3 separate regions of the Homo sapiens genome follow, and regions 1 and 2 are each linked to region 3. The links are chromatin loops, found by intact Hi-C in ENCODE. Cell type or tissue: GM12878. All regions are shown on one strand. Links, peaks and the distances in the headings refer to the core of each region. The heading gives the core; the rest is flanking DNA. Region 1 overlaps LINC01317 (long intergenic non-protein coding RNA 1317). Region 2 overlaps LOC105374459 (a long non-coding RNA gene). Region 3 holds the start of LOC105374458 (a long non-coding RNA gene).

Region 1 (10,460 bases), core at 3,944-7,943, 470 kb before region 3:
GGGAGGTGGGTAGCCTGGGGCAAGTTCTCAAGCCCTGATCGTCACTGCCTGGAAATAGACTCGGTGCTGTTGGGTGGGGTGACACCTTGGGAGTGAGACTGGCCCTTCCGATTGCATGGGAGCTGGGTAAGGCCTGTGACTGCCAGCTTTCCCCAACTTCCCTGATAACCTGCATGACTCAGCAGAGGCAGCCATAATCCTCCTAGTTATATAACTCTATTGATCTGGGAACCTCAGCCCCCATCCCTGACAGCAGCCGCAGCAAGATCTGCCCAGAGAGTCTGAGCTCATAGACGTCTAGCTCCGCCTGCACCTGATGTTCCTTCCCTACCCACCCTGGTAGGGGAAGACAAAGGGCATATACTCTTGGGAGTTCTGGGGCTCCACCCACCATCCATTCTCTATACTACCACTGCTGATGCTCTCTGGAAAGCGCCCCCTCCTGGCAGGAGGCCAACCAGCACAAAAATAGAACATTAAACCACCAAAGCTAAGAAGCCTCACAGAGTCCATTTCACCCCCGAGCCATGTCCACCAGAACAGGTGCTGGTATCCACAGCTGAGATACCCGTAGACAGTTCACAACACAGGACTCTATGCAGACAACTCTGAGTACCAGTCCAGAGTTGGGTAGACTTGCTGGGTGGCTAGACACAGAAGAGAGATAACAATCACTGCAGCTCAGTTCACAGGAATCCACATCTGTAGGAAAAGAGGGAGAGTACTATATCAAGGGAACATCCGGTGGGACAAAAGAATCTGAAAAACAGCCTTCAGCACTAGACCTTCCCTCTGACAAAGCCTAAGCAAATGAGAAGGAACCAGAACATTAACTTTGGTAATATGACAAAACAAGGCTCTTTAACCTCCCCCCAAAATCACACTAGTTCGCCAGCAATGGATCCAAACCAAGAAGAAATCCCTGATTTACCTGCAAAAGAATTCAGGAGGTTAGTTATTAAGTGAATCAGGGAGGCAGCAGAGAAAGGCAAAGCCCAAAGCAAACAAATCCAAAAAACGATGCAAGAAGTGAAGAAAGAAATATTCAAGGAAAAAGCATAAAGAAAAAATCCTCAGGAAACATTGGACACACTTATAGAAATGCAAAATGCTCTGGAAAGTCTCAGCAGCCTTGCTAGAGACCTAGATATCCAAATACAAGAAGCACAAAGAACATCTGGGAAATTCATCACAAAAAGGTCATCACCTAGGCACATTTTCATTGGGTTATCTAAAATTAAGAAGGAAAGAATCTTAAGAGCTGTGAGACAAAAGCAGCAGGTAACCTATATATGAAAACCTATCAGGTTAACAGCAGATTTCTCAGTAGGAACCCTACAAGCTAGAAGGGATTGGGGCCCTATCTTCAGCCTCCTCAAGCCAATTATCAGTCAAGAATTTTGTTTCCAGCAAAATTACGTATCACATATGAAGGGAAGATACAGTCTTTTTCAGACAAACAAATGCTGTGATAATTTGCCACTACCAAGCCCCCACTATAAGAACTGCTAAAAGGAGCTCTAAATCTTGAAACTAATCCTGGAAACACATCAAAACAGAACCTCTTTAAAGCATAAATCACACAAGACCTATAAAACAAAAATACAATTTAAAAAGCAAAAACAAAAAACAAAAACAAGTTACACAGGCAACAGAGAGCACAGTGAATGCAATGGTATCTCACATTTCAATACTAACATCAAATGTAAATGACCTAAATGCTCCACTTAACAGATACAGAACTGCAGAATGGATAAGAACTCACCAACCAACTATCTGTTGCCTTCAGGAGACTCACCTAACATATAAGAACTCACATAAACTTAAAGGGGTGGAAAAAGGCGTTTCATGCAAATGGACACCAAAAGTGAGCAGGGGTAGCTATTATATCAGACAAAACAAACTTTAAAACAGTAGCAATTAAAAGAGACAAAGAGGGACATTATATAATGGTAAAAGGCCTTGTCCAACAGGAAAATATCACAATCCTAAACATATATGCACTTAACACTGGAGATCCCAAATTTATAAAACAATTACTAATAGACCAAAGAAATGAGATAGACAGCAACACAATAATAGCAGGTGGCTTCAATAGTCCACTGACAGCACGAGACAGGTCATCAAGACAGAAAGTCAACAAATAAACAATGGATTTAAACTATACCTTGTAACAAACGGACTTAATATATATACAGAAAATCTCATCCAACAACTGCAAAATACACATTCTATTCAACAGCGCATGGAACTGTCTCCAAGATAGACCATATGATAGGCCACAAAATGAGCCTCAATAAATTTAAGAAAATTAAAATTATATCAAGCACTCTCTCAGATCACAGTGGAATAAAGCTGGAAATCAACTCTGAAAGGAACCTTCAAAACCATGCAAATACATGGAAATTAAATAACCTGCTCCTGAATCATCATTTGGGCAAAACCAAAATCAAGATGGAAATTTAAAAATTCTTAGAACTGAATGACAATAATGACACAACCTATCAAAACCTCTGGGATACAGCAAAGGAGGTGCTAAGAGAAAAGTTCATGGCCCTAAACGTCTACATCAAAAAGACTGAAAGAGCACAAACTGACATTCTAAGGTCGCACCTCAAGCAACTAGAGAAATGAGAACGAACCAAACCCAAACCCAGCAGAAGAAAGGAAATAACCAAGATCAGAGCAGAATTAAGTGAAATTGAAACAAAAGAAATACAAAAGATAAATGAAACAAAAAGCTGGTTCCTTGAAAAGATAAATAAAATTGACAGGCCATTAGCAAGATTAACCAAGAAAAGAAGAGAGAAAATCCAAATTACCTCATTAAGAAACAAAATGGAAATATTACAGCTGAAACAACAGAAATACAAAAGATCATTCAAGGCTGCTATGAATACCTTTACACATAAACTGGAAAATCTAAAAGAGATGGATAAATTCCTGGAAAAATAGAACCCTTCTAGCTTAAATCAGGAAGAATTAGATACCCTGAACAGACTAACAACAAGCAGTGAGATTGAAGTGGTAATTTAAAACTCACCAACCACAAAAAATTCCAGGACCAGATGGATTCACAGCAGAATTCTACCAGACATTCAAAGAAGAATTGGTACCAATCCCATTGGCACTATTTTACAAGATAAAGAGGGAACCCTCCCTAATTCATTCTGTGAAGCCAGCATCATCCCAATACCAAAACTAGGAAAGGACATAATCAAAAGAGAAATCTATAGACCCATATCCCTGATGGACACAGGCGCCAAAATCCTTAACAAAATACTAACTAACCAAATCCAAGAACATATGAAAAAGATAACTCACCATGGTCAATTGGATTTCATACCAGGGATGTAGAGATGGTTTAAGATATGCAAGTCAATAAATGTGACACACCATGTAAACAGAATTAAAAACAAAAATCACATGATCATCTCAATAAATGCAGAGAAAGCATTTGACAAATTCCAGCATCTCTTTATGATTAAAAATCTTAGCAAAATGTAATAAAAGCCATCTGTGACAAACCCCGCAGCCAATATAGTGATGGGAAAAAGCTGAAAGCATTTTTTCTGAGACCTGGAACAAGACAAGGATGCCTACTGTTACCACTCCTCTTCAACATAGTACTGGAAGTCCTAGCCAGAGCAATCAGATGGAGAAAGAAATAAAGGGCATCCAAATAGGTAAAGAGGAAGTCAAACTGTCAGTGTTTGCTCACAATATGATCGTTTACCTTGAGAACCCTGAAGACTCCTCCAGAAAGCTCCTAGAACTGATAAAATAATTCAGCAATGTTTCCAGATACAAGGTTAATGTACACAAATCAGTAGCTGTTCTGTACAGCAACAGTGACCAAGCAGAGAATATAATCAAGAACTCAACCCCCTTTACAATGGCTGCCAAAAAAAAAAAAACCCAAAAACAAGCAAACAAAAAAACTTAGAAATATACCTAACCCAGGAGGCAAAAGACTTCTACAAGGAAAACTACAAAACACTGCTGAAAGGGATTATAGGTGACACAAACAAATGGAAACACATCCCATGCTCATGGATGGGTAGAATCAATATTGTGTAAATGACCATATTGCTAAAAGCAACCTACAAATTCAATGCTATCCCCATCCATATACCACCATCATTCTTCACAAAATTAGAAAAAACAATTCTAAAATTCATGTGGAACAAAAAAAGAGCCTGCATAGCCAAACCAAGACTAAGCAAAGAGAACAAATCTGGAGGCATCACATTACCTGATTTCAAACTATACTATAAGGCCATAGTCAACCAAACAACATGGTATTGGTATAAAAATAGGCACACAGACCAATGGAACAGAATAGAGAACCCAGAAATAAAGCAAAATACCTGGCACATAATAGGTTTTTTAGTAAACATTTTTCAAATTAAATAGCTATTTAAGTAACATATGTATGAATAATTAAATAAGTGAATACAAAGTAACATACAATTCAGTTTGGGATGAATTGTACAGATAATAATTACTGTAGAAGATCAAAGAACTTGGTAAGAGAGTTTGGAAGGGAGGTTAAGGTAATTTCATTGGACCTTGAAAGACATCTCAATTATAAATAAGAAATGGCTTTCTCTTTGAGATAAGGAACCCGCATTTGAGAAAAGACAGAGACATAAATGAATATGAGTATTCTTAGAATAATGAAGAAATGTATCTTGAACTGAAAGCTCTCTTTGGAATTGTAATAAGTAACTTTTAATCAGTACTAGTGGCATGCTGGAGGGATTGAATTTATGAATGAATAGAATCAGGAAAACCTGTTATATTCTATGACAATGTAATAATAATCAGATAATATATTTAAGAACCAAGAGTTGAGAACCTAGGTTAAAGTACTAGCAGTTAAAATGGAAATCAAAAAGTAAATTAGAAATTTGTGGGAAATAGCACAAGGAGTAAAATATAGTTAAACCAATAAATATTTCTACCACCCTAGTCCCAGCCATCAAAAATTTCCCTGTCAGTGGTCTTTGACTTGGTCTCTCTAGTATTAGACTTTCATTGCTTTATCTCTCAGTCCCACATCAGCTCACGTTGCTATAATAACCCCTATTCAAAACCCTCAAATAGCTTCCCATTGGTTTAACAAATTAAATCCAAACTGTTAATACAGTCAACAAGGGCCTTTATGGTCTGGGCCAGAGTAATTCTCCAGATTCATTTCCCATCATTGCCCTGGCCCATGCTGCTCTGGCCACTTGGGCCTTCTTGCTGTGATGGGAATATGCCACCACTTTCTATCCTTGTGGTCTTAACCTAGAAGGCTTTTACCTAAAATATTTATGAGGCTGGCATCATCACTCCATTCAATGTTTAGTTCAAATGTTACTGCCCCAGGAAAGACTTATTTCATCACTCTATCAAAATTGATTAAAGTTCATATAGATTCACTTTCTATTCCCTTATCCTGATTTAATTTTCATCATAGATTTCTTCTTTCCATGGAAGCATGTTGTCGAGTTATTTATTGCCTTGCTGGTTATCTGAATCTTTCTCTACCTTTAGAACAAGGGTTTCAAACCCCCAGGCCATGGACTGGCACCTGTCCTTTGCCTGTTAGGAGCCAGGCCGCAGAGCCGGAGGTGAGCTGTGCTCACTGGCACATGACCACTTGAGCTCCGCCTTCTGTCAGATCAGCGGCGGCATTAGATTCTCACTGGAGCACAAACCCTATTATGTTCGTTAGGGAAGATGGCTTGTAGTTTTCTTTTCTCATTGTGCCTTTGTCAGGTTTTGGTATCAAGGTGATGCTGGCTTTGTAGAATGAGTTAGAGAGGAGCCCCTCCTCCTCAATTTTTTGGAATAGTTTCAATAGAATCGATACCAGTTCTTCCTTTGTATGTACAGTAAAATTTAGCTGTGAGTCCATTTGATCTGGGGCTTTTTTGGTGAGTAAGTTTATATACTACTGACTCATTTTCAGAACTCTATAATTATCTGTTCAAGGTTTCAATTTCTTCTCATTCAATCTCTGGAGGTTATGTGTTTTCAGGAATTTATTCATTTCCTCTAGATTTTCTAGTTTGTGTACATAGAGGTGTTCATAATAGTCTGTGAGGATCTTTTGTGCTTCTGTGGGATTGGTGTTAATGTCACCTTTGTCATTTCTGATGATGCTTATTTGGATCTTCTCTCTTTTCTCTTTGCTAATTTAGTTAGCAGTCTTGGTTTTGTTTTTCATTTCGAAGACATAACTTTTGATTTTATTGATTCTTTGTATACATTTTTGGGTCTCAATTTCATTCAGTTCTGATCTGATTTTAGTTATTTCTTTTCTTCTGCTAACTTTAGAGTTTGTTGTTCTAGTACCTCTAGGTGTGGTGTTAGATCATTAATTTGAAAATCTTTCTAACTTTTTGAGGTAGGCATTTAGTGCTATAGGCTTTCCTCTTAACACTGCTTTTGCTGCATCCCAGATATTTTTAATGTTGTGTCTCTGTTTTCATTTATTTCAAAGAATACTTATTTCTGCCTTAATTTAGTTATTCACCCAAATGTCACTGGGTTGTTTAATTTCCATGTAATTGGGTGTGGTGGCTCATGCCTGTAATTCCAGCACTTTGGGAGGCTGAGGCAGGTGGATTGCTTGAGTCCGGGAATTTGAGACCAGCCTGGGCAACGTGGTGAAACCCTGTCTCTATAAAAAATATAAAAATTAGTCAAGTGGTGGCATGTGCCTGTAGTGCCAGCTATTTGGGAAGCTGAGGTGGGAAGATTGCTTGGACTGGGGAAGTCAAGCCTGCAGTCATCTGTGATGATGCCACTGTACTCCAGCCTGGACGACAGAGCGAGACCCTGTCTGAATAATAATAATTATAATAATAATAATAATAAATAATAATAATAATATCCATGTAATTCTGAGATTTTGAGAGATCTTTTTAGTATTGAGCTCTATGTTTATTCCACTGTGGTCTGAGGGTATGTTGGCATTATATCAATTTTTTTGCATTTATTGAGACCTGCTTTTCGGCTGAGCATGTGGTTAATCTTAGAGTATGTTCCATGTGCAGGTGAGGATAATGTGTATTCTGTGGCTGACAGGTGGAGTGTTCTGTAGATGTCTATTAGGTCTGGTTGATCACGGGTCAAATTTAAGTCCAGGATTTCTTTGTTAGTTTTCTGCTTTGGTAATCTGTCAAATGCTATCAGTGAAGTGTTGAAGTCCTCCACTATTATTTTGTAGCTAAGTCTTTTCATAGGTCTAGAAGTTCTTGTTTTATTAATCTGGGTGCTGCAATGTTGGCTATGTATCTATAGAGGATAGTTAAGTATTCTTGTTGAATTGAACCCTTTAGCATTATACAGTGCCCTTTGTCCTTTTTAATTGTTGTTTGTTTAAAGTTTGTTTGATATAGGAGTAGTGACCACTGTTCTTTTTTGTTTTCCATTTGCATGATCGATCTTTCTCTACCCCTTTATTTTAAACCAATGGCTGTCGTTATATTTGAGATGGATCTCTCAAATACAACAGATGGGTGGGTCTTTTTTTTTTTAATTCCACCTTGCAACTCTGTGCCTTTTATTTGGGGGTGTTTAGCCATTTACATTCCTCATTAATATTGATACGTGACCTTTTGATCATATCATGAACTTGTTAGCTGGTTGCTTTATACTTTCTACTGTGTGGTTGCTTTTTAGGCTCTGTGGGCTATGTACTTATGTGAATATTTGCTTATTTTTTAAATCATCTGTTGATGGATGTTTGGGTTGGTTTTAGTTCCTAGCTTTTGTGAATAAAGTTTTTATAAACATTTATAAGTATTTATGTAAAAATACTTTTCTTGAAGAATATTTGCATTTCTCTTTAACACTATGAAAGGAATTGCTGAATCATATGGAAGGTGTATTTTTTAATGGGTAAGAAATTTCCAAACTGTTTCCCTAACTGGTTGTGGAATTTTACACCCCCATCCATAACAGTAATATGTAATAGTTTCAGTTATTCAAAATCTTTGTCAACACTTTGTATTGCCCTTTACTTTTAAAATTTTTATTATAGTGGGTGTAAAGTTATATATCATTGTGGTTTTAATTTGCATTTCCCTAATTAATGATATTGATCATCTTTAGTGTTTGCTTATTTACCATTTGTCTATTTTATTTTATAAAGTGCTTGTTCTAGCCAAGTCCCTATTTTTCTTGTTTTTGAACCACATGAGTTCTTTTTGTATGTGTATGTGTATGTATATACATATATATATTCTCAAATATATATCTCACAGTCTATGCCGTGTTAAAAATATCAAATAGCGTCTTCTGAAGACCAGATATTTTTTATTTTAATAGAGTCCAATTTTTCAATATATTTTTACAGTTTGAGTTTTGTGGTGCCATTTCTAATAATTTTCTACCTGCCTCAAATTATGAGGATTTTATGTTTCTCCTAAATATTTTTAATTTTTAGTTTTCATGTTTCACCTCATGACTCATTTTCAATTAATTTAATTTTCTTGGATGAGGTACTGTTTGGTATTCATTTATTTTTCATATAGAATTCTAGTTGTTTGTTCAAATGACAGGTATCTTCATTGAATTACTTTGGCAACTTGTCAAAAATCAGTTGATGACTTCTGGTTTAAGATCTGACATGTAAGGAGCATGGATGTTATTACTCTCCTGTCCTCACAATGAGAAAAAAAGCAAACAAAGTAAAAATTAATGACTTCTTCTAGATATCAGATAACTGAGGTCACAGAGCAAACCACCACTCTGGAAAGATGAGTGACCTGAATGCAATCACAGTTGAGATCAGCTAGAGTGAAGCAGAAACTCTTGGAGGCAGAAACAAGTGGTAACACTTCTATGGTAATTTTGAGGAATTGCTGGAGTCTGAGTGTAGACTAACTTGATGGTTAGAATTTCTGGGGGCCTAGTTTTGGAGAAAATATTAATAAATGTCCTTCACATCATTAATCATTAGAGAAATGCAGATTAAAACCACAATGAGATATAACTTTACACTCACTATAATAACAATTTTAAAACTAAAACAATTGACAATACCAAGTGTTGACAAAGGTTTTACTAGAGGTAAGACCCATGAAAGGATGAGACCCCCCAACCTCTTAAAACTAGGCCCCACTAGGTTCTCACAGAAAATATCAGAGAACAAAATCTCCTCTCTTTCGGGCAAGAAAAAGGTAAAATTAGACAGTTTTAAATACACCTAGAAAATTCTCCATAAAAATGCCTGCCTCCCAAAGGAAACCACTTTACCTGAATTTTATCTGACATGAAGCAAGGACAATTAGACAACTATAGCCTCCTCGAGCTTTTCTCTCTTACATAGAAGAAAGAAAAATGGCTAGTAAATGACTCTGGCCCACTAAAAAGCTGAGATTCAGTCATAAGATTATAGAATGCTTCTGTTTGTACCACATCAACAGGGCTCCAGTATAGCAGTAGATTACAGCTGACAGAACTGCAAGACACAGATTCAGTTTAAGAAGGAGGTCTGAGAGAAACCCCAAAACAACAGGAGGTAAAAAACAAGCAAACAAAAGAACAAAGAAACTAGACAAAACTGAAGACTCTTGCATCTACATTCACTGCAAACATTAAATACCACTAAGCTCCTAGCCAGGTGTAATGTAAAAACCTCACATTAAAAACTTAGTTAACTCAGTTTCTGCTAATTGACACATTATGTTCAGCTTTCAACAAAAAATTAAGTAAGGAGACGAAACAAGGATCAGAACTAGACTCAGGTATGACATAGATTTTAGAATTATCAGATAGAAAATTTACAATAACTATGATGAATACATTAAGGGTTCTAGTGGGAAGAGTTGACAATATTCCAGAATAGATGTGTGATATAAGCATTGGGAACAATGAAAACTCCACGAAGAAAATCAAAAGGAAATGCAAGAAATAAAAAGCACTGTAACAGAAATGAAGAATGCCTTGGATAGGTTCATCACTAGATTAGACATGACTCAGAAAACAATCAGTGAGCTTGAAGATATGTCAATAGAAACTTATCAACTGAAATGCACAGAGTAAAACAAACAAAAAGATCACTCCAAACCAGAACAGAATATCCAGGACCTGTAGGACCAATACAAAAGGTGTTACATACCAGTCATCGATATACCAGAAAGAGTAGAAAAACAGAAAAGAGAAGAAGAAATATTTAAAACACTAATGGCTGAGAATTGTCCAAAAATAATATTATTTATTACCAATGTACCACACTCATGCAAGATGTAAACAATAGGAGAACCTGTGTTTATAAGGCAGAAGGTGTATGAGAATTCTCTGTGCTGTCCTGTATTAGTTTTTTAAACAATATTTCTTTAAAGTTTTAAGTTTTACTATTTTATAGTTTTTGCCTTAGCAACTAAATTCTTTCCTCTACATACAATTTGCCATTTATTATCTCTTTGCTTCAGCTAGAACAACAACCCTTAGTGTGT
Region 2 (10,460 bases), core at 4,035-8,034, 140 kb before region 3:
GTTACCCAGGCTAGAGTGCAGTGGTGCAATCTCAGCTTACTGTAGTGTCTGCCTCCTGGGCTCAAGTGATCCTCCCACTTCAGCTTCCCAAGTAGCTGGGACTACAGGCACATGCCACAACACTTGGCTAGTGTTTTTTTTGTAGAGGTGAAGTCTCACTATATTGTCCAGGCTGGTCTCAGACTCCTGGGCTCAATAAGTTCTCCTGCCTCAGCCTCCCAAAGTGCTGGGGTTAGAGGTGTGAGCCACTGTGCCTGGCCTTGATACTATTAAGGTTGGAATTGTTTTCATTTTCAGTGTATAAAAATACAATTGATTTTTTTATATTGATCTGGTGTCTTTAAATCATGCTGAACTTGTTTATTAGTTATATTTTTTAGAAGATTTCTTGGGATCGTCTACATACAAGACTATGACAATTGTATATAGAGAAATAGTTTAACTTCTTCCTTCCCAATTGGGATGCTTCTTATTTCATTTTCTTGCCTAATTTCCCTAGCTGGAACCACAAGTGCAATATTGAATAGAGGAGACCAAGGTGGACCTTGTTGTTTTACTTTTGATGTTAGATATTCAGTCTTTGACCATTCAGAATGATGTTAAGTACACGTTTTTCTAGATGCCTTGGATCAGATCAAAGAAGTTCCTTTTACTTTTATTTTGTTGAATTTTTTATCACGTTTCAGATTTTTGTCAAATTTTTTTATGAATCTTATTGATGTGATAATATAATTTTAGCCCTTTATTAATGTGGTGCGTATATTCATTGATTTTTGTGTGTAAATATAATTTTTATTATTCTCCCTTTCTTACTGTAATACTCCTAACTGCAGTGTTCTGCTCTCTCATTTGCTCTATCAGTTGAGTTGTTATTCATGCTTCCAGGCACATTTTAGTGAAAACTTCTTGAAGAATCTCTGCTCTATAGCAATGTGTATTACCATGTGATTCTTTCATAATTTTTATTTTCTCTTAGTCATTCATGTGCATGTCACCTTTATATCACTTCATACTACATAATCACATACATAATAACCTGTATAAGTGTTCTGAGAGGAGGAAACACATCCCATGCTTGTATCATGCAATAGAAGAATTCATAGCAGAATACTACATACAGAACTTACACAAAAAAAGTTGTTCAGTGAATGTTTGCTAAGTTGCAAAAAGTTTCCAGTTTTGTTGTGCCAATCTTTTAATAACTATATCATCAAAAGACTTGATGTAATCACATTATACTCAGACATGCTAAGTTTAAATTACTAACCAGATTTCCATTTTCATTGTCATGTCATTTACTTGGGCTTTCAATCTTCTTGATGTAAAGTAAAGTTATGGAAGAAATTTCAATATGTGGATGAATATTTCTAAAACATTTGAACAAAAAATCCATTTAAAAATGTATCCAACTGGAAAAAGGCATTTTCTGTTTAACTCAAAAAGTAGTTAAGTGTTGAATATTCAGATGACATAGATCCAATCCTCAGCTTTCAAACATTGAAGACAGTTTTATAACACTAAATTTAGCAGCTAAACAAAGCAAAACACCAAAACTTTATTTGTCAAGCTCATGTACTCATAGTATATGCTGAAAATCTAGTCCCTTTCTAGCTTCTTTATGAAAAGAGTTCTGTCTCTGCTCTCCATCATTGGCCTAGGAAGAGTACAAATATTCTCATCAACTGCATTCTTCTTTCAGACTCAAGTGTGAGTGACTCTTTTACACATTCAGTGGTCAGAATTTATAAGAAGTCTGGGATAGGGGATTTAATGCAGCTGCCAGAGGAAATGTTGCTTTGGCCTTGCTGTGGCCCCAAAGATTAGCACGCAGCATATGGTTTCTGCTTTTTGCAGCATAGCAGGTGAGGTGACCATAAAAGGGATTATGTTAATGGGAAGAATCATTTCATAAAGTAAACAATCACTTTATTCATTGTGTAGTCTCCGAATTCACATGTTCACAGTCATTTAATTAACATTTAGTGAGAACCCATTGGGTATAAAATAATATGCTACACATTGGGCATGCTTTTGGGGGTAACAGGTGAGCAAATACAGAAAGAATCACAATCTATTCATATTTTTTTTTCTTTAGGCTTATTAAAAACTAGTTTAAAAATAAAGTTGGCCAGGTACAGTGGCTCACAACTGTAATCTCAGCATTTTGGGAGGCTGAGGCGGGAGGATCACCTGAGCTCAGGAGTTTGAGACTGGCCTGACCAACATGGCGAAAGCCTGTCTCTACTAAAAATACAAAAAAATTTAGCAGGCCTTGGTGACGTGTGCCTGTAGTCCCAGCTACTCGGGAGGCTGAGGCAGGAGAATCGCTTGAACATGGGAGATGGAAATTGCAGTGAACCAAAATCATACCACTGCACTCCAGCCTGGGCAACAGAGTGAGACTCTGTCTCAAGAAAAAAAAAATGTCAAACAGACGTATTTATTTCCTTTCTTTAAAAAAAAAAACAACAAAAAACTAAGGAGTTTTTGTTTGTTTTTGCTTAAGGCATCATGGACTAGACTGGACTGGGGAGAATGATTTCCATCAGTTGAACATGAGACCTTGGAAAAGTCATTTTACCACTTGTATTCAATACATTTATAAAATGAGAGTTTGACTAGAACATCTCTAAGGTGACTTATACCTCTCAAGTTCTATAAATGAGCCTGTGCTGTTCATCCCATTGCCCCACCAGTATGCCAATTTAATATCATGACTACAATAACATTAGCAGAGAATGGCCAAATATTTATCCTTAAGTGCACTTGTCACAGTGTTGCTGAATACATTGGGCTATCCTGAACCTGGAAATGTAGGTAGGGGCTAAGGGACAGTTCAACTATATTATTTTTTTACAAAGAAAACACAGGTAGAGTAAATTATCTGGACACAGAACAATTCTGTTATGTGATTGACAGTGAGCAAATTAAGGAATTCTTTCCACCAGTTTAAGACACTCAACATAGATTTGCTATATTGACAGACTTTGACTGCACATGTGTTAAGTGGTGTACTTCCCAAACTATGTTCCAAAGAATCTTACTGTTCCTCAAGATGTTTTTAAATATTTTCTTTGGGTCTAGAATTCTTTGCTCAAATAATTTTGGAAACTCTTTAGGCTACTCTTAACCTTTGGGAGATTTACAATAACGCGTATTGACTGACTAAAGGTTCTGAAAGTGCTTCAATCAAGAAAGCACAGATTCTCAAACCTGCATAACCACAGTAACTTTTTTCTATGGAGAGCCTAACCGTGGCTCAAGGTTTTCAGATTCAGAAATGCTAATTTCCAGGAATGTTTTCCTGTTGGTTAAATTTTCCAAAGATTTCACTGTAGTTAAAATATTCAAGTTATGATTTATAGTCCTTTGGATATATACCCAGTAATGGGATGGCTGGGTCAAATGGTATTTCTAGTTCTAGATCCCTGAGGAATCGCCACACTGACTTCCACAATGGTTGAACTAGTTTACAGTCCCACCAACAGTGTAAAAGTGTTCCTATTTCTCCACATCCTCTCCAGCACCTGTTGTTTCCTGACTTTTTAATGATCGCCATTCTAACTGGCGTGAGATGGTATCTCATTGTGGTTTTGATTTGCATTTCTCTGATGGCCAGTGATGATGAGCATTTTTTCATGTGTTTTTTTGGCTGCATAAATGTCTTCTTTTGAGAAGTGTCTGTTCATGTCCTTCGCCCACTTTTTGATGGGGTTGTTTTTTTCTTGTAAATTTGTTGGAGTTCATTGTAAATCATGCTGCTATAAAGACACATGCACACGTATGTTTATTGCGGCATTATTCACAATAGCAAAGACTTGGAACCAACCCAAATGTCCAACAATGATAGACTGGATTAAGAAAATGTGGCACATATACACCATGGAATACTACGCAGCCATAAAAAATGATGAGTTCATGTCCTTTGTAGGGACATGGATGAAATTGGAAATCATCATTCTCAGTAAACTATCGCAAGAACAAAAAACCAAACACCGCATATTCTCACTCATAGGTGGGAATTAAACAAAGAGATCACATGGACACAGGAAGGGGAATATCACACTCCGGGGACTGTTGTGGGGTGGGGGGAGGGGGGAGGGATAGCATTGGGAGATATACCTAATGCTAGATGACGAGTTAGTGGGTGCAGTGCACCAGCATGGCACATGTATACATATGTAACTAACCTGCACAATGTGCACATGTACCCTAAAACTTAAAGTATAATAAAAAAAAAAAAGCAAGCAAGAAAAAAAAATATTCAAGTTATGTTGTTTCTGCATTTTTCCTTTGACACCTTGTTGTATGTCATTTCATTATTTATGGCTCAATTTTTTGTGAACACATTTTGTCTATTTTCTGGCTGTTTTCTCAGCTTTTTTATTTTTAAGCCTCTCATCTGCAGCCATATTTTTTGTTCTAACTTTTCCTATTAGACAGTTCTGAGATTTTTGAAAGAGTATACTTTATACTCTTCACATTTAATTTCTGCTTTAATGTTTAGTATTTTAATTCATGGGGTAGGGGGCAATTGGAGGTATTTGGAGTACAACACAGTATTTTTTCTTTGTACCTAGAGAAGTCCCAGAGATGGGTAAAATTAACTATTCCTACTCCATAATTTATAGAAAAAAGAAATGCAGTACAGCTATGCAAAGAATTGCTCCTCAAGAGAGAGACATGCACTTTCTCTTCTATCAGTCACTTTCCTAAGCTCTCGAGATTGACTATCCCCAGAAAGATGATCTTCACAGCTGATTCCAGCTCCTTTGGATTCCCCTTAGTCGTTCCTTCAGAATGGACTTATTTTATGTTACTTTCTCAGCTGTTCTCTGTGTTTTTGGCTTGTTACCTCATAAGAGTATAAACTCCTTGTGGGGAGGTACTGTACATATTTTTACATGTTTGCACGTCCAGAATATTTTTGTTTTCATTCATGAGTTTTAAATAAATATCAGAACACCTGAAGGAATAAAAAGAAATGTGTTTCTACTTGAATTAGATCTCTAATTTACAAACTGAAGATCTGAAGTAACATGGAAATTTGAGGGGCAGGAAAAGCTACCCTCTACAGAAATAACATTCTACACTGAGAGGAATATGACTAAGAGAAAAGGTTTCACATCTCCTGATAATAATTATTCTAGGTTATTTGTATTAACTGTGTCTCATGAGATGTGCCTCACAGGAGTCAAAGGCAAAATCATCCCCATTTCACAAGCGCTAAGGGATTTGCTTAAGGGATCAAAGCAAAGCTTCAATGTAAAGGCCTATCTTCTTCCAATGGCTGTGACCTATCACTGTCCTATGCTGGTGGAAGGGCTGGGCTCTCTGATTCAGATAGCAGTACTTTCTATACATAACAGGGCTTAACTAGCCAATATTTATGGATATATATTGAGAAGCTTTGTAATTTTCAGATGAGAATTGTGGAGGAATATAAAGTCAACAGCAAACACTGGTTATTCTTTCTTCTTTTTCCCCCTGTCAAATAAGTGATTTTATTTAAGCCTGACTAGATGTCACTGTGTGAATTGGGTGATACTGAATTTCATTTCTACAATAAGTTTTTGATATGAAGTGACCAATTATAACTCAGACTGGACTATTTTTCTTGAAATGGCTATAATACCAATAGCTTATTATAGTGGATGAAGAAGGTTAAAGAGAGGATAAAGGAAAAAGAAATTTAAATAAGACTGGATGTATGCGCTGAATTCCATGCAATCTAAACTCCAGATATTAGGAAGTAAATTTCAGTAAATCTAGCTGATTTTTTATCTGACAGTCCACTTCAAAATCTGATATTGACTACAGCTTGCTTCTCTGTGCTCGGATGCTTTTACTGACTTTTCTATTCAGTGCCTTGTGATGCAGTACCAAAATGATTGGCTCAGTATATTTTCCCTTTGGGATTATTGTTGGAATCTTGGAAATCTTACAGATGCATTTATTACATTTCCAAAATTTTAGTGCTTGCTTAACCAACCAGGGGTTTGCTGCTTTATGTAGTGGGGTTCAGGGGAAGAAAATAACTTACTGAAGGTAATACAGATAGTTTCAAAGTTATATCGTAGCTTCTGTTAATGGAGCTTATAACCCCAGAGAAAAGTCTACTATTAAAACGATTTGGGCCAGCATGCAAGAGTGTGGTAATGACTTCTGTGGCTACAGTGGTGGTTGCTATTTGTTATTGTTCTTCTCTTTGTTGTTTTCTGTAAATTTGCTAATTCCCACTGCTACTACCGCACCCTCCACATACATTTTTTTCTTGAAATTTTTTAAAAAGCTTTCTGTGTTATTTTCTATACATAGCATGTTATGAGTTGATTTATTCTGACAAATACAAAAGCATGGCTCTAACTCATTTTAAATATGTAATGGTTATTTTTAAGCCAATCTTGAAACAATGTGAGATTTTATCTTTTATTTTATGTGGCTGACGAAACTCTACTTTTAGAGATCACACAGGTTTTACTTCATCTTTATCTCTGTCTTCCTTTTCTTGTTTTTCCTTATATTAACCTGCTCCCAAATCTGAGGCTTTATTTTATATATTTTTAAATACTCTCAGCAAATTTTTAACAGATTATTGAACATATAGTGATTGTTCTCTATTCTAAAGGGTCATATGTATGAAGGAGTAAAATACTGTAAGAAGTAGGTAAGAAAAATGAGATTTGATTATTTTGCCTGAAGGAAATTTACACTCAACCAGAACTATTGTACAATCATTTTCTATGTTTTTTTACTACCTTCTGAAAGCAGTCCTATGAGATATGTCAGCAGCCTCATGGCTCGATATACAAGTGAGGGAATAGAGGTTTAGAAAAATTAAATAACTGTCTCAAGTTCACAGAGCTATTGGGTAATGTGCACTGTAGTAATCAGGATAGGGTAGGATATGCCGTAGGCATGGAACATCCCTGAAATCTTGCTGGCTTAAAACAGCAAGTTTAATTCTCACTTATGTTCCAGCCCCGTGTATTTTGGACTACCCTCCCATCTTATGATGATACTACCTGGAACACACAGCCTCCAAGGACACATTGGCAGAGGAAGAGGAAGATGGCAGAGACACAAACAGGTGCTTACCTTTTTGATGTGAAAGCAGTGCATTTCATAATCCTTTGAACTGGACCCATAGCTACCGCCAGGGCTCCCACCTAACCAAAAGGGAGGGAACACACATAGAAAATTCAATAAGTCCTAAGTATTTCTGCCATGAAAAGAAACAAATTAAATTTAGTTTGTTGAAGTTCCAAACCTCTTTTCACAGCATCACAGTATGCTTTCTCTAATAATTTCCATTTCAGTCAACAATGAAATTATTTTTCAGAATTCCTTTAACAAATGAAAACCAGAGGCTTCTATCTCATAAATATGACTAAGCAAATATACAGACATGCACACACATATAAATGGTAATTATAATATACATGGAATTTTGTACAGTGTTTATTTTATTAGCCTAACATTTAATAATGAATCATTTTCTATGTCTTATTCTCCAAGAATACATTTGAATGGATGTACCATAATTCATCAAAAGATTTCTCTACTGTTGCAAATTTAAGTTGTTTCAACATTTTGATGATTATAAGTAAGACTGATTAAGTGTGTTTCCTGTTCTCTTCCTTAATTTCACTATATTTACTTCAGATAGATTTCTTGAATGAGAATTCTTGAGTCAAAGGATATTAAGAAATTTAAGGCTTTTTAAAAATCTTACAAAATTGTTTTCCAGAAATGTTGTATTGATATGCACTTTATTAGGTGTGCGTGAGGGAATACCTATCAATCACTTTTTCTCAGATATATATATTTGAATATATATATATCTTCAAGTATTTTTTAGACAGTTTTGCTCTGTTGCCCAGGCTGGAGTGCAGTGATACTATCTTGGCTCACTGTAACCTCTGCCTCCTAGGTTCAAGTGATTCTCATGCCTCAGCCACCCGAGTAGCTGGGATTACAGGTGTGTGCCACCATGCCTTGCTAATTTTTTTATTTTTAGTAAAGACAGGGTTTCGTCATTTGAGCCAAGCTGGTCTTACACTCCTGACCTCAGGTGATCCACCCGTCTCAGCCTCCCAAAGTGCTGGGATTACAGGCATGAGCCACCATGCCCACCTGGAATTTTGTATTTACTTGGTAATTATTTGGAGGTGGGCCTCAATTCTTGTTCTCCTGTAACTGAATCATCATTTTGTCCTTCTGTGAAGAAAGGTAACTTATTTTCTTTATCATTAGCTTTTATTAACTCACAGCTATATTCCAAAATTATAGTCTTCCCTTGTTCTTACAATTTTCATACCTGCTTCAGAGACTGAGAGTAGTCCTGGATCTTTTTATTTTTGTTATTTATTCCATCAGTTCCTTCATTCATATCAATCATTCAGCAAGGGCTTATATTTTTCCTCGTCTCTTATTACATTCTTTTCCCCTTATCTGCCCTTGCAAATGAAATTCCAGATGGCAAAAAGTGCAGAAATGGAGGAAATCCGAAGTTAAGAAAATAACAATACAAGAGGAATACTGCTGCAATGAGAGTCATTAGGTCTTTATGTTTGAATGCAAGTGCATTGAGAATCTTCCAAATAAATTCCATGTAGAGTGGAACTAAATAATGGGGTAAAACATCCATGACTGGATCAGCAATTTGCTTCTCCTGGTATCCAGTTAAATAGCCCTGTGAAAACAAGGTTACTGGTTCAACCTTTATAAGACACTGACAGTGGAAATACTTCTCCGGAATATCAAGCTCATAAGGATGGTTCCTATATCAGGAAACTGACCTCTGCTTTATTCTAGGAGCTATATTACCAGCCTCCTACCTTCTGTTTTTCCATTTGTTTTATTTAATCAGCATAAATGCAGCTTACCATACCTGTTCTATTGATTTTTGTAACAGATTTTAGTAGTACCCACAGACTGAAGCAAAGACAGTTCCCTCTTAACCTTTGATTGATGTATTCTTTTACCACACATGACAAAGTGATAGATGCACTTAGTTAACTTTCTCCAAAATCATTAACGCCATACTCACTGGTTGGCTACTCAGGGGTTGGTTAAGTAGCTGTCATGCATTTGCTACCTGAAACACTGCAATACTGAATAAGGAGCCCATTAATTTTCTTTCAAGATCAACTCCAAAGGGTAGGTATGAAATGCATAGTTAGGAAAGAAGTGGAATAATATACCATAGACTTCAGAGAGATACTGGGTACTACAAAATTACAACCTGAGCCTTAGATTAAAAAAGAGAAAGTAAATTGATTTTCTCTGAATTTATACTTGGGAAAATTGTTTAAAATGCTAACAAGTTTTCTAACAAGCCATAATTTAGCTGTTGAGTTCTCAGGTATACATAGGTAACCTCCAAGTTTTAATCTTGAACCCACCAATACACTCAAGCAGTAGATGACAAATTTTTGTTTTAAAAATCATTTTATATGAGACAGGAATGGAGAATATAGCAAATATAAAATTGAAATAGAAAGTAGTGCTTAAATAGTTACCAAAGGTACCTAACGAATAAATAATTATTCTCCAGAAAAATGGGGAAAAAATGTTACTGACCTAAAAAGTCATCTGTCTATTACTAATACTTTACTGAGGTAATTTAATAGTCCTCTTCTACATTTCATAACAGTATTACTCACATAGACTCTTTAACGTATAACTAGATTTTCCCTTATGGAATAAAAGGTATTGTCTGTCTTTAGCTTTGAATCCACAATAATTTGTCTACTATAGTTAATGAAGCAATAACTAAACTATAAGAACCAATCAATTGAATACCATGCCTCCCCAAAGGCTGAAAAACACTTACTTGCTTTTCTTCTTTCTCCCGGTTGTTATACCCAGGTAAAGAACAAAGAATCTTTTCCTGATATAGTATGTTTTATGTTCTTGGGAAGATTACCTTTATATAGTAACCTTACTCCTTGAACGGCACATAGGAAGTAGAAACAAACAAATAATGTCTTACATCTGTCTTATTATTCCGATAGAATCAGGTTTCCCACTGATTGACAAACAAAAACAACAGACACTTCTAAATAGCCAGGCTCTTCCCCCACAAAAAGTTAATACGGCCGGGTGCTGAGAATACACCTGTAATCTCAGCACTTTGGGAGGCCAAGGCAGGCGGATCACGAGGTCAAGATCATCCTGGCTAACATGGTGAAACCCCGTCTCTACTAAAAATACAAAAATTAGCCGGGTGTGGTGGCGGGCGCCTGTAGTCCCAGCTACTTGGGAGGCTGAGGCAGGAGAATGGCGTGAACCTGGGAGGCGGAGCTTGCAGTGAGCTGAGATCGTGCCACTGCACTCCAGCCTGGGCAATAGAGCGAGACTCCGTCTCAGAAAAAAAAAAAAAAAGAGTTAATACATGTTCAAGGAATCAAAAATGGAGAGGATCTAAAGGAGTGAGCTGGATTGCCCAGCTTTCT
Region 3 (10,460 bases), core at 3,615-7,614:
ACAGAGACTTAACATTAACGGTTGGGACTTCCTTGTTTCTCTCACTTTTTTCCTTTCCTTTCCTTTTTTTAAAAAAAATTTTCTTTCTCTTCTTTCCCTCCCTCCCTCCCTCCTTCCCTCCCTCCCTTCCTTCCTTCCTTTCGTTCCCCTTCTGTTTTTTCTTTGTTTTTTTTTCTTTTAATTCTATCAAGTCTTTAGATTGTTTTTCCAGTAGATCCTTAATTTATTTGTTGAAATGAAGAAAGTGGAAGTCAAGCATTTGCTTTCACCTAAGCTACACTCTCTGCTTCTAGGGAATAGTGCTGGAGATCATCACCTTTATATCTCCTTACATGGGGGCAGCTTTTCCAAGAGGAGTTAAGAAACTATTTCACAAAGCATATCAAATTAATCTTCTCAATATCCTTCCAGTTAGCTTATGCCTGGTCGCTTTTCCAAGAAAGCTTCGGATATAAATATCACTCATTTCTATTTGCCTAAACCTTGTGTTTTTTAATTGCCTTTTTGAACTTAAGTGGTTTAATAAATATTCTCCATTTTAAGAAACAATTTTATTCAAGCTCATTAAATATTCTGCATTTGCTTAAATAAAATATGTCACCTAAAAGTTGAAAGCATAGGAGCAAATATATAAATTATTACTTGTATGTTTATAATCCAAATAAAACATCTTCAACAAGAGGTATATAACAGGGTTTTTTAAACCTTGGCATTATTGCCTTTTGAACTAGATAATTCTTTGTTGTGGGGGACTGTCCTTATACTGTAGGATATTTAGCAAGATTCCTGGCTTCTATCCACTAGATGCTAACCAGTTGCAACAACCTAAAATGTCTCCAGATATTGTCAAATGTCCATGAGTGAGAGCACTGGAGGTGTAAAGTTGTATCAGTTGAGAACCACTGGGCATATATTGCAAATAGTCTTTTGTATGCTCTTAACTTTTGATAAAATATCACAGTCCTCCTTAGAGTAACTCACTATCCACAGGGCAAAACTGTTTACATGTAATGTAGCTGTTAATCAATATGGGCTTTAGGCAAGTCTATGCTGAATAAGACTCTGTGGGCTAATTCAATGGTTTTAGGTTTCATAATGACAGAGAAACTAACATGTTTTTGGTATGGTTGAGCCAATTTAGTTACTAAAGAGTCAACAAATTATCTTGATAGGACAAATTGGGTCAATAATTCTACAATAATTTTTTTAGTGTTTTGACATTAAATTCGGGGAGAATACACTAAATAAGAAAGAAGAGTCATATAGCTTAGTTAGAGTTTAATTTTAAGATTATTCTTTAGCTGTTTCATCTGTTTTATTCATTGTTGAAAAAGAAACAATTATCTGGTGAATTTCAATCCTGTAAAAATTCTTTGGGATGAATTTTGCCTAAAAAGGCATTACATATTTTCTATAGTTCTCAGGTTTCGGTTTGTGATGTTTTTGAGAAATACTTAAATTCTGAAACTCTTACAGCCCTCTTCTGACTAGCCTTGGGGCAACTTCAGTAGTAGGAACATTCTAGATGTAAATTAAAACATTTTAGCAAGGTAAAGCTATTCAAAATAATGACTCAGTTTGGCAGTCAGAAAGTAATTCTCCTGGAAGCATTCACACTGGGGTATTCACCAGCAAATGAGAAACACTTAACTAGAAGATTGAAAGGGAAGAATGAAATCATTGTTTCCAATTCTCAGCAGCTTTCACTTCTATTCTTCCTTAACTAGTCAGTTCACAAATTGTTGTGAGAGAATATAGTTTAGGTTAAATCTTCAAGTCTTACCTGTAGTGTTATTTAAGTGATCTTGGTATATGTAATAAACACACAATTGAGCAGCTAATTGTTGCAGCATAACTCCAATCCAATTGCACATTCACTTTCAGGTGCCACAGGGTCTTCTAAGCCCTGGTGAATGCTGTAAAGCAAATACATCTCATTTATCTCTTTGCATATTCCACAAATTTTACCATATAACCTATATGTAGGAACTCTCATTCCATACTTATCTTTAGTCTGTGTATAGAGACAGAATATTGACCGAGAATAGAAAAATAAGGCTGGTTAGATTACCTTTGTCAAGCTTATGCTACACCCTAATGGGGTTCAGGACACACTATCCCAAAATGTAGCTAGACAATGAGTTCTCTGAGAGCAGGATCCACCTATTTGGTTGTAATAGTTTTGTTTCTATAAATGTTGAATGAGTGGATCGATTTATCAAAATAGAGTTTATGAACATAAAAAATTGCCTTATGCAACCAAGTTTGATAATAACAACATGACCTTGATATTAAACTGAAAAAAGGCATCTTCCAGTCTCTACTATTACCACCTCTCCCCAACTATTATAGCCATTCAAATCTCTAACCAGGCTGAATATTAAATAAAATGGTTTACCATCTGATGTTAAGGTATAAAGATAAGATTTTTTTTTTTCTGAATTAAAAAAAATAGTCCAAAGAAGAAGGAAGAAGAAAGGGGATATAATGAGAATGTAAGTATCCAAGAAATATTGACTGTTTTGATTTATGTAATGAAATTAAAAAGTCGAAAGCCAGTTTTAAAGCATTTCAAAGTAATATCACAGAAATTAATTTGAAGGATACATTTAATGTTTTGAATCATAACCTGTCAAGCCTGGCATGCATTTTAACTGAGTTTTAAAAAAAAGCATTCTGACGCTATTGTATGGACATTAGAGTTTTAAATACAACAGAACTACCTAAGAAATAATGATACAATAGAAATCAGTTTCCTGGCTGTAATAAAGTATTTCAGTTGAAATCATGATAAATGTTAAAGGAAATATTTTGATTATTTAAATAACAAAATTGGCTGTTTGTAAAACCTGGTTAAACCTGATAACTTCTAGAACAATATTTCTGATTTTAACTCCATTCTGCTTTCCTTAATTTTGTACAGACACACACATGCACATAAGTTTATTAAATTTTCACAAACTGAACACCCCTGTGCAACCAATACCTGGATCTAAAAAGAGAACATTTTCAACCCACCAAAAGCCCTCATTATGCCTTTTTATCTGTACCTGCCCTCCAAAGTAATTACTAATTATTATGCACTTAAATGATAAGGGCTGTAGAGATATGGATGGGGCACCAAGAGCTTCTGCTACAGTTTACTCCTTGCCCTAACCAGATCCCCGCTTGTCTGGTATTAAGTTTAATCTATCACTGTTTCTTCATGTGGCAGTTGGTCAGTGTTTCACTGAAAAAAACACAATAGAAGAGGTGGGACTATAGTCAGCACTGCTTCATTGATTCTGAAGCTGAAATTTATATTTAGTATTTCTCCACCTCTTTCTCCAATTTTACATTCCCTTCATTCTCAACCAGCCCTCTCACTGTTATGGGTTGCCTATCCAGTAGATAAATATAGAATTTAATCATTCAGAAGTCTGTGCCACTGGATAGCATATCCTTATAAGGCCATCCTTGCTATAATTACCCATTAACAGATATCACTCAACATGGTAACTTAAGAAAGAAAGAATAGCATGCCCTTGTAAGGCCATGCTTTCTATAATTACCCATTAACAGATATCACTCAACATGGTAACTGTCAGGCCTCTGAGTCTAAGCTAAGCCATCGTATCCCCTGTGACATGCACGTATACATCCAGATGGCCTGAAGCAACTGAAGATCCACAAAAGAAGTGAAAATAGCCTTAACTGATGACATTCCACCATTGTGATTTGTTCCTGCCCCACCCTAACTGATACGATATATTCTCCCCTGCCCTTAAGAAGGTACTTTGTAATATTTTCCCCACCCTTGAGAATGTACTTTGTACGCCTATCCCAAATCTATAAGAACTAATGATAATCCCACCACCCTTTGCTGACTCCTTTTTTGGACTCAGCCCACCTGCGCCCAGGTGAAATAAACAGCCTTGTTGCTCACACAAAGCCTGTTTGGTGGACTCTCTTCACATGGACGCGCATGACAGTAACACCAGGAGATTCCCCAAGGACTATCTTAAAGTTTAGACATAATTCTTCTTAACCCCATCAGGTAGTAGCATTCCTAGCTCTTGATGATAATCAAGTTCTATTATTCTTGCTAATATAGTAACTTTGTTTGTTTTGCTTGCTGGTCTTTTGGCAGGAGAAGCGTCAGATAATTAGGCAGCAGTCCAACAATTAGGTTTTGTGGAACTTTTACTATGTCATCTATTTATTGGAATTCCCCCTGGATACCAGGACCCCCTCCAGCAGAGCTTAAAGTTATAGTTACAGGAAGTACAAATTCCTTATGTGGATCCCTGGAAGTGTGATGAGAAGAACCACTGTTTCCAAGATCTATTTATTCTATTTATCAGGCCTATAAAATCATGTAATGGCCATGGCTTCAACTAGACTCCACATCTTGAATCACAGAACTCAACGAATGGCATCAACTACAAGCTGGTATTCTGCTATACATTTAAGAGGCCATTTTAATATTCTATTAGTCTAGCAGCTTCTAAGTGATGAGGGATATGGGGGGACTGGAGGATCCCGTGCTCACTTCCTTTTCTGTAAAAGGAGCTCTTTGATCCAAGGTGACATGGTATGGGATCCAATGACAATAAATCAGTTATTCTGTGAACCCTGATCAAAACTTGACTAAACTTTTGACAGTTAGGTTTTTTCCTGACCACAGACTCCTCACCTTTCTTTTCTTAGAAAATTTACATTGGAAAACAGATGTAAATTTTCTCCAGCCTCTTGCAAGGTTTACAGTCCAGGACTTTGAGGTCCTGGGAGTCATCCTTTTGAAATACAATCATCAAAGAAGATAGTGCTCCAATCTCCTAGTCTCTGTGGGAGGGTTGGAACCTAACTTCAGTAAACTAATCACCAATTAGCAAACACAGAGGGGCTGATCATACTGACCCACTTTCCCACTAAAATGTCTAGTACTTTCCACCAGCTCACCACAGTGCTTAAAAACTCTCCTGTCTTTTGTTTTACTAGAGTTGAGTCCAATCTCTTTCATCTATTGCAATAGTGTTGAATAAAGTCTTCCTTGCCTAACTTGTCATGTGTATTTTTTCTCTGACTGCCTTCAGAGAGTGTTATTGTCCAAGACACTGAAAAATAGAAACACAACCTTCATCTAGAAAATGCAAGAATCTCAGTAAAGATGAATCATTGTTCTGCCACCATGGAAGGCAGCTAGTTGTAGTCAATTAGCCAAAAAGTACCTGGTTGGTTTCCTTGAGGGGATGGCATGCGTATTAATCTGGATCCAGTCAGGACATAGAAATCATAGCAACAATTTAAACAAGAAAAATTAATGTAAGGTATTATTAACTACTAACAGGAGTGAAAGAGTGTTGTACATGTAAGACTGAGAGAGCAAGAACAAGGAAGGAATAAGAACTTAGAAGAGACACCATCCCCCAGCCTGAGAATCAGATCTTATTAGAAAGAGTGTTGCTACCCCAAAAATATGCAAAAGATCAGTGGGGAAGAAGTTTGCTGGAACATGTGGGCTTGGATTGTTGGGTAGAAAAGTCGTGTGGGGTGGTCAAAAAATTACTACAGAGTGTTTGCCACTAGGTCTCTGGCACACTAATTTCCTAGTAGCTACATCACAGGAAAACAAAAGTACACCAGTACCAAGGAGAGAAGCCCCTTCCTCTTACTATAACCTTTCAATGTCCTTCCATTGCCCCCTGTTGACAAAGCTTAACATTGCACCAGCTGGCAAAGGAGAAATGTTCACGGGATTAAGGGCCAGTATCACAGATCAGGTCAAAGAAAGGTGAACTAGGAGTTTACAGACAATAAATTAATAACCAGTGTCATATCAAGGGGTCAGTGTTGGTCTAAATTTCTGACTGGTCACACATTCAGTAGCAGCACTGGCCGCTTAGTGAGAAGGAGCCCATAGTGAAGGTCCCACTTGTGGCCTGACTTTCTCCAATGCTGGCAACTACAATTGTGGGATTATATGCAAGCACTGGAGTGGCTGAAGTCAAAGGGTGGCTAGCCACTGTTAGATGAGTCTTTCTAACCTAGTTGTCTGTGCTTTCTCTGTGATGAATGTTGGTGGGCACCGCCATGAGACACAAAAATCCTCACATTTTATTTACTTTCTCATAGTAAAATCTGCATACTTTTCTTCAAATGTCTGCTCTTCCAGTCTTACTCTGTACTGTTTTTTTTTTTCTTTTTGACTGAGTCTCATTCTCTCATAAGGCTGGAGTGCAGTGGTGCAATCTCAGTTCACAGCAACCTCTGCCTCCTGGGTTCAAGTGATTCTCCTACCTCAGCCTCCCAAGTAGCTGGGACTACGGGCATGTGCCACCACGCCCAGCTAATTTTTTTGTATTTTTAGTAGAGACGGGGTTTCACCATGTTGGCCAGGATGGTCCCGATCTCCTGACCTTGTGATCTGTCCACCTCGGCCTCCCAAAGTGCTGGGATTACAGGCATGAGCCACCGCACCCAGCTGGTTCTTGACGAAGAAACTAGGTCTTTCATCTCTGCCCCAAAATTTATTAATACCCTCAGTGCAAGCGTCTTCTTCTACGTCAAAGTGATAACCTAAAGCTTTGTTCAAAATTCTGTCCATTAGTAAGATTTTCCCTCAATGCTGTTTTCTGAAGCCATTTCTATTTTTGGCTGGTATCAATACATTGGTTTATAGTAACTAGCCTCTTCATAAATCTGGGCCAGATTTACGTCCACAGGCTGGACATAAGGAATTCCATATGAAGTCATAGCTGTGAGCTGAGGATGAGATACTGGAACAACAGAATTTGGTACTTGGAGTCTTGGTCACCTCTTTTTGTAACTTACTTGTCATCTCTGAATTCATGTCTCTGAATTCTGATTAGGCTGTAGGCCTAATTTTTGTCATTGCTATCATATGGTGGATTTATATTGTGCCTATACAACTTCATTATTTGATAGGTTGATAATTCCCAATTTATAATTAGTAGCACCAATAATATCCTTAATAGTCACTTGATATACTGGCACTGGACACTTAGTCCCTTTGAGGTTAAGCTATAAGTTAATAACCAAATACTTATCAGTCAACTTTTTTTTAAACTGTGATTATGAAGATAAGCTCCATAAAGAGAAAAGCTAAGTCTGTCTCATATACTAAGCCTAGTCATCATGAATATTAAAGTTAGGCACATAGTAGGTGTTCAGTAAATATTTGTTGAGTAAATACATCCTAGAGTAACTTCATGGAATTATTTGATGATGAGAGATTTAAATCAGTGCCATAAGTCAGCCGATAACAGGTAATACTTTTTCAATTAGACAATATAAGCATAGCTCAGAATTCAGGTTGTCCTATTTTGCAGCAGCATCAGGAGAAGAGGAGGAACAAGGAAATGAGGAAGAAGAGGAAAAGGAGGAAGAGGAAAAGGAGAAGATAGTATTTTTCGTATCTAAAACTAAGATTTCAACATGCCGTATTCACAGTGTTCAAAGGGTGATACCAGTCAGTGTGGGAGAAGGAGGAGTGTGCTTATTATTTTATCTAGATGTCACTGCTATTTTTTATGAATCAACTTGCTACTTTATTAGAATATGAAATATTTCTTTTGTCTTAAATTTATATATGCTGGTGCAAAACTTCTTGAGAATTATAAAATGGCTATGACCAACTGTAGAGTCATTTTCAGAATCTATAGCTTGCGATTCCAGAAATGAAATGCTATTAAACATTAGCAATTAAAGATGCAGTTGTCGTTACTGACCTAAATTCACCAGTTGTAGTGATACTAACATAAAGATTTACAACATTTTTATGAAACATTAATAATCTGTGACTATGTCAAGGTGGGGCTGGGAGATAAAAGGCAAATACCCTTTCCATTTCACTTATGAAGCTGCTTTACAAGGTTTCAATTAGATCTTTCTTTTTACCCCTGAGAGAAACTAACAAATCTATTGCATTAATTATGGTTTCAAGACAGGATCATGACAGCCAAAATTATAAAATTACAGTCATTGCAGTTGTGTAGGCTCTACTTCTCTCATTCTGTGTGCCTGTAGAGTTGGAATGTAACTTTACAACTGATATCTTAAGAGGCAGTGCAAATGCAGAACAAATATGCTGTGCAGAGCGAGAGAAAGAGAAGTGATAAAGCCAAAGAACATTGTCTGATTAATCAAACAAATCATTGAATGTGGCTTATAATATTTAAAATGCAAGACTTTAATCCATCGATTACCATTTGAAGTATATTCATGTTTTTAAAGAACAGAACACGATTATATTTCAATATATAATTTCTGTACAGCCAAAAAATAAAACACCACAGTAAAATAATGGGAGAAACATAATATTTAAAATGCTTGACAAAATGTTAACATCCTTAATCATAAATGAGCTCTTAGTAACAAAGAGATTAACTTTACAAGGGAAATGAAAAAGAAAAAGAGGAAAATGAAATAGCACAAATGACTTATAAGGTTATGTAAAGATGATATAGCCTAATGTTAATAGATAAAAGGCAATTTCATTATAAATTATATTATCAATGCTTACAAATATTGATACCTAATGTTTGTATGGCTGTAGGAAATGAGGAATTCTCAAATACTGGGAAAATTTACTCCTGTCATGAGAAATTTAGTCAAAATATAGATTTTGCATATTCTTTGCCCTGGCAGTTTCAATCCATAGGAATCATTCCAACAAAGTAGTTGGATGAATTTATATATATATATATATATATATAATATATATATTTTTATATAATATAATATATATTATATAAAAATATTTTTATATAATATAAAATTATATTTTATATAATATAAAATTATATATATATATACACATGAATGTTTACTACATAGAAAATGTGTAAGTGATATATCATCTGCCGAGTAACCACTTAAGTATCAACTGGTTTATAAAATAAGAGATTGGGAGGTGGAATTAGAAAGAAAAAAGGCACTTAAGTAAAAATACTAGATTTCACAACATTCTATGTCCTTTGAATTCTTAAAAAAGATCATGTTTTAATGAATCAGTTTTATGTTTACCCTGCGATAAGTAAAAATTATAAATATATGCATTTTATACTTAGGAAAGCACTGAGATGAAACCCTTTTAATTCCACCATCCTGTCTCCTTTGTTCAATAATGTATATTCATGCTTCTATCAAATTCAGTTTTAGTTTTTCATGTGTATGCATATATGCTTGTATACACACATGCATACATAGAGTGGGAAAGAGCTATCTCTGAATATATATTGTTGTATTTGTGTGTGTTTATATGTGTGTTTGCATATGAATGTTTGTATGTGTGTGTGCATGTAGGTGTAGCTAGAAAGAAAGAAATGGGAACTTTTAACTATGAGTCCACAGAACTGTCCCAAATCACAATACAGCTATTTGAAAATAGAAAGGATTGGCATGGTCATTTATTATTTCCCTTAACATTTTTTTAATCTAAAAACTAATTGAATGCCTCTTCTGAAAAATATATTATGCCAATAATATACCTTATGACTAAGGCAGTCAGCAGGGTAAATTTCCAGATTATTATTTAAAAAGCTATTGTCTGTAGAAAAGAAAAGCCATGCATAAAAATCTTATCTCTTTTGATATGGGTAGTATGTTAAAGAACACTGTCACAGCATTTCCTAAATCTAGAAAATAAAATTTGTTGGAAATATCCGTATTTTAGGATATTGTCTAAAAACATGATTAAAGTTTTAAAATGGAATGTATCAAGTGATCCAGAGCCACTTAGGTAACTAGCTAATGCCATAGATGAAAAGCACTTGCAGGCAGAGATAACTAGTTGTGAGCTGATTTTATATATTCAAAAGGAATGATTTTATTTTTGATGAAATAAAATTTAAAAAATAATGTGCAATCAATTAAAAATCATAATATGCAGGAGACAGACTTAGTAGTATTACATTTAATAATCAAGGCAATGCTTTCTGAAATACCTAACTTGTAGAATAAATCATATTTATAGCATGAATAAATTAGGAAATAGGTGACTGAAAGAGTAGGTTAATTAAAATTAGTGCATTTTCTGAACTGGAAAAGGAAATACCGTGGTGAGCTAGTCTATCAGAGTCTGGCAGTGATTTCAGCCAAAGTAATCAAAGCAGATGGGCATTCAGAAATGACCCCAAAAGACTTTATTTTTATGGTCATATACTGAGTCACAGAGCTTACCATATTATCTTTATTCAAAACATTATTATCACATGAATATTTGTGCAGACTAAATATAATTGCATAACTTCTTGAGAATTAGGCAAGTTATCTATTATACCTTTCTTTCAACTCATTTGCCTCACTTATGAAATAAAGATAATAATAATACTCATCTCCTATGATTTTTTTAAAGATTGAATCAAATAATATATAAGATAGAACATTGGCACAGACTAAAGCTTTCAATAAATGAAAACTAGTACGTTTTAAAATATTAGCTGTGCTTTGACGTTTTT

The links. Hi-C counts contacts between places; a loop is a spot of excess contacts. Peaks named below come from ENCODE experiments on the same cell type or tissue, not always from the same donor. Only the 100,000 strongest peaks of a DNase experiment are listed, where the experiment ranks them.
Region 1: a loop joins it to region 3, with 2.4 times the contacts of the local background. A loop is called at or near these places in 1 of 110 quality-filtered maps.
Region 2: a loop joins it to region 3, with 2.5 times the contacts of the local background. A loop is called at or near these places in 1 of 110 quality-filtered maps.

What each region holds. Positions count from the first base shown.
Region 1 is chr2:34,261,470-34,271,929 of GRCh38, forward strand. The region is part of intron 4 of LINC01317 (long intergenic non-protein coding RNA 1317); the gene reads left to right. Among named protein-coding and RNA genes, the nearest start is that of LINC01318, 200 kb to the left of the region's middle. In GM12878, for the core only: no CTCF peak of the experiment used is centred there; a DNase peak (open chromatin) is centred at 5,852.
Region 2 is chr2:34,590,973-34,601,432 of GRCh38, forward strand. LOC105374459 (a long non-coding RNA gene) reads right to left here. Exons shown (of 6, transcript XR_001739398.2): 5 at 8,321-8,695; 6 at 7,098-7,169. Among named protein-coding and RNA genes, the nearest start is that of LINC01320, 81 kb to the right of the region's middle. In GM12878, for the core only: no CTCF peak of the experiment used is centred there; no DNase peak of the experiment used is centred there.
Region 3 is chr2:34,733,192-34,743,651 of GRCh38, forward strand. It overlaps LOC105374458 (a long non-coding RNA gene), which reads right to left and starts at 4,276. Exons shown (of 6, transcript XR_007086277.1): 1 at 3,926-4,276; 2 at 1,784-1,916. LOC124907752 (a long non-coding RNA gene) reads left to right here. Exons shown (of 2, transcript XR_007086279.1): 2 at 4,130-5,040. In GM12878, for the core only: a CTCF peak has its summit at 5,687 (motif pointing left); no DNase peak of the experiment used is centred there.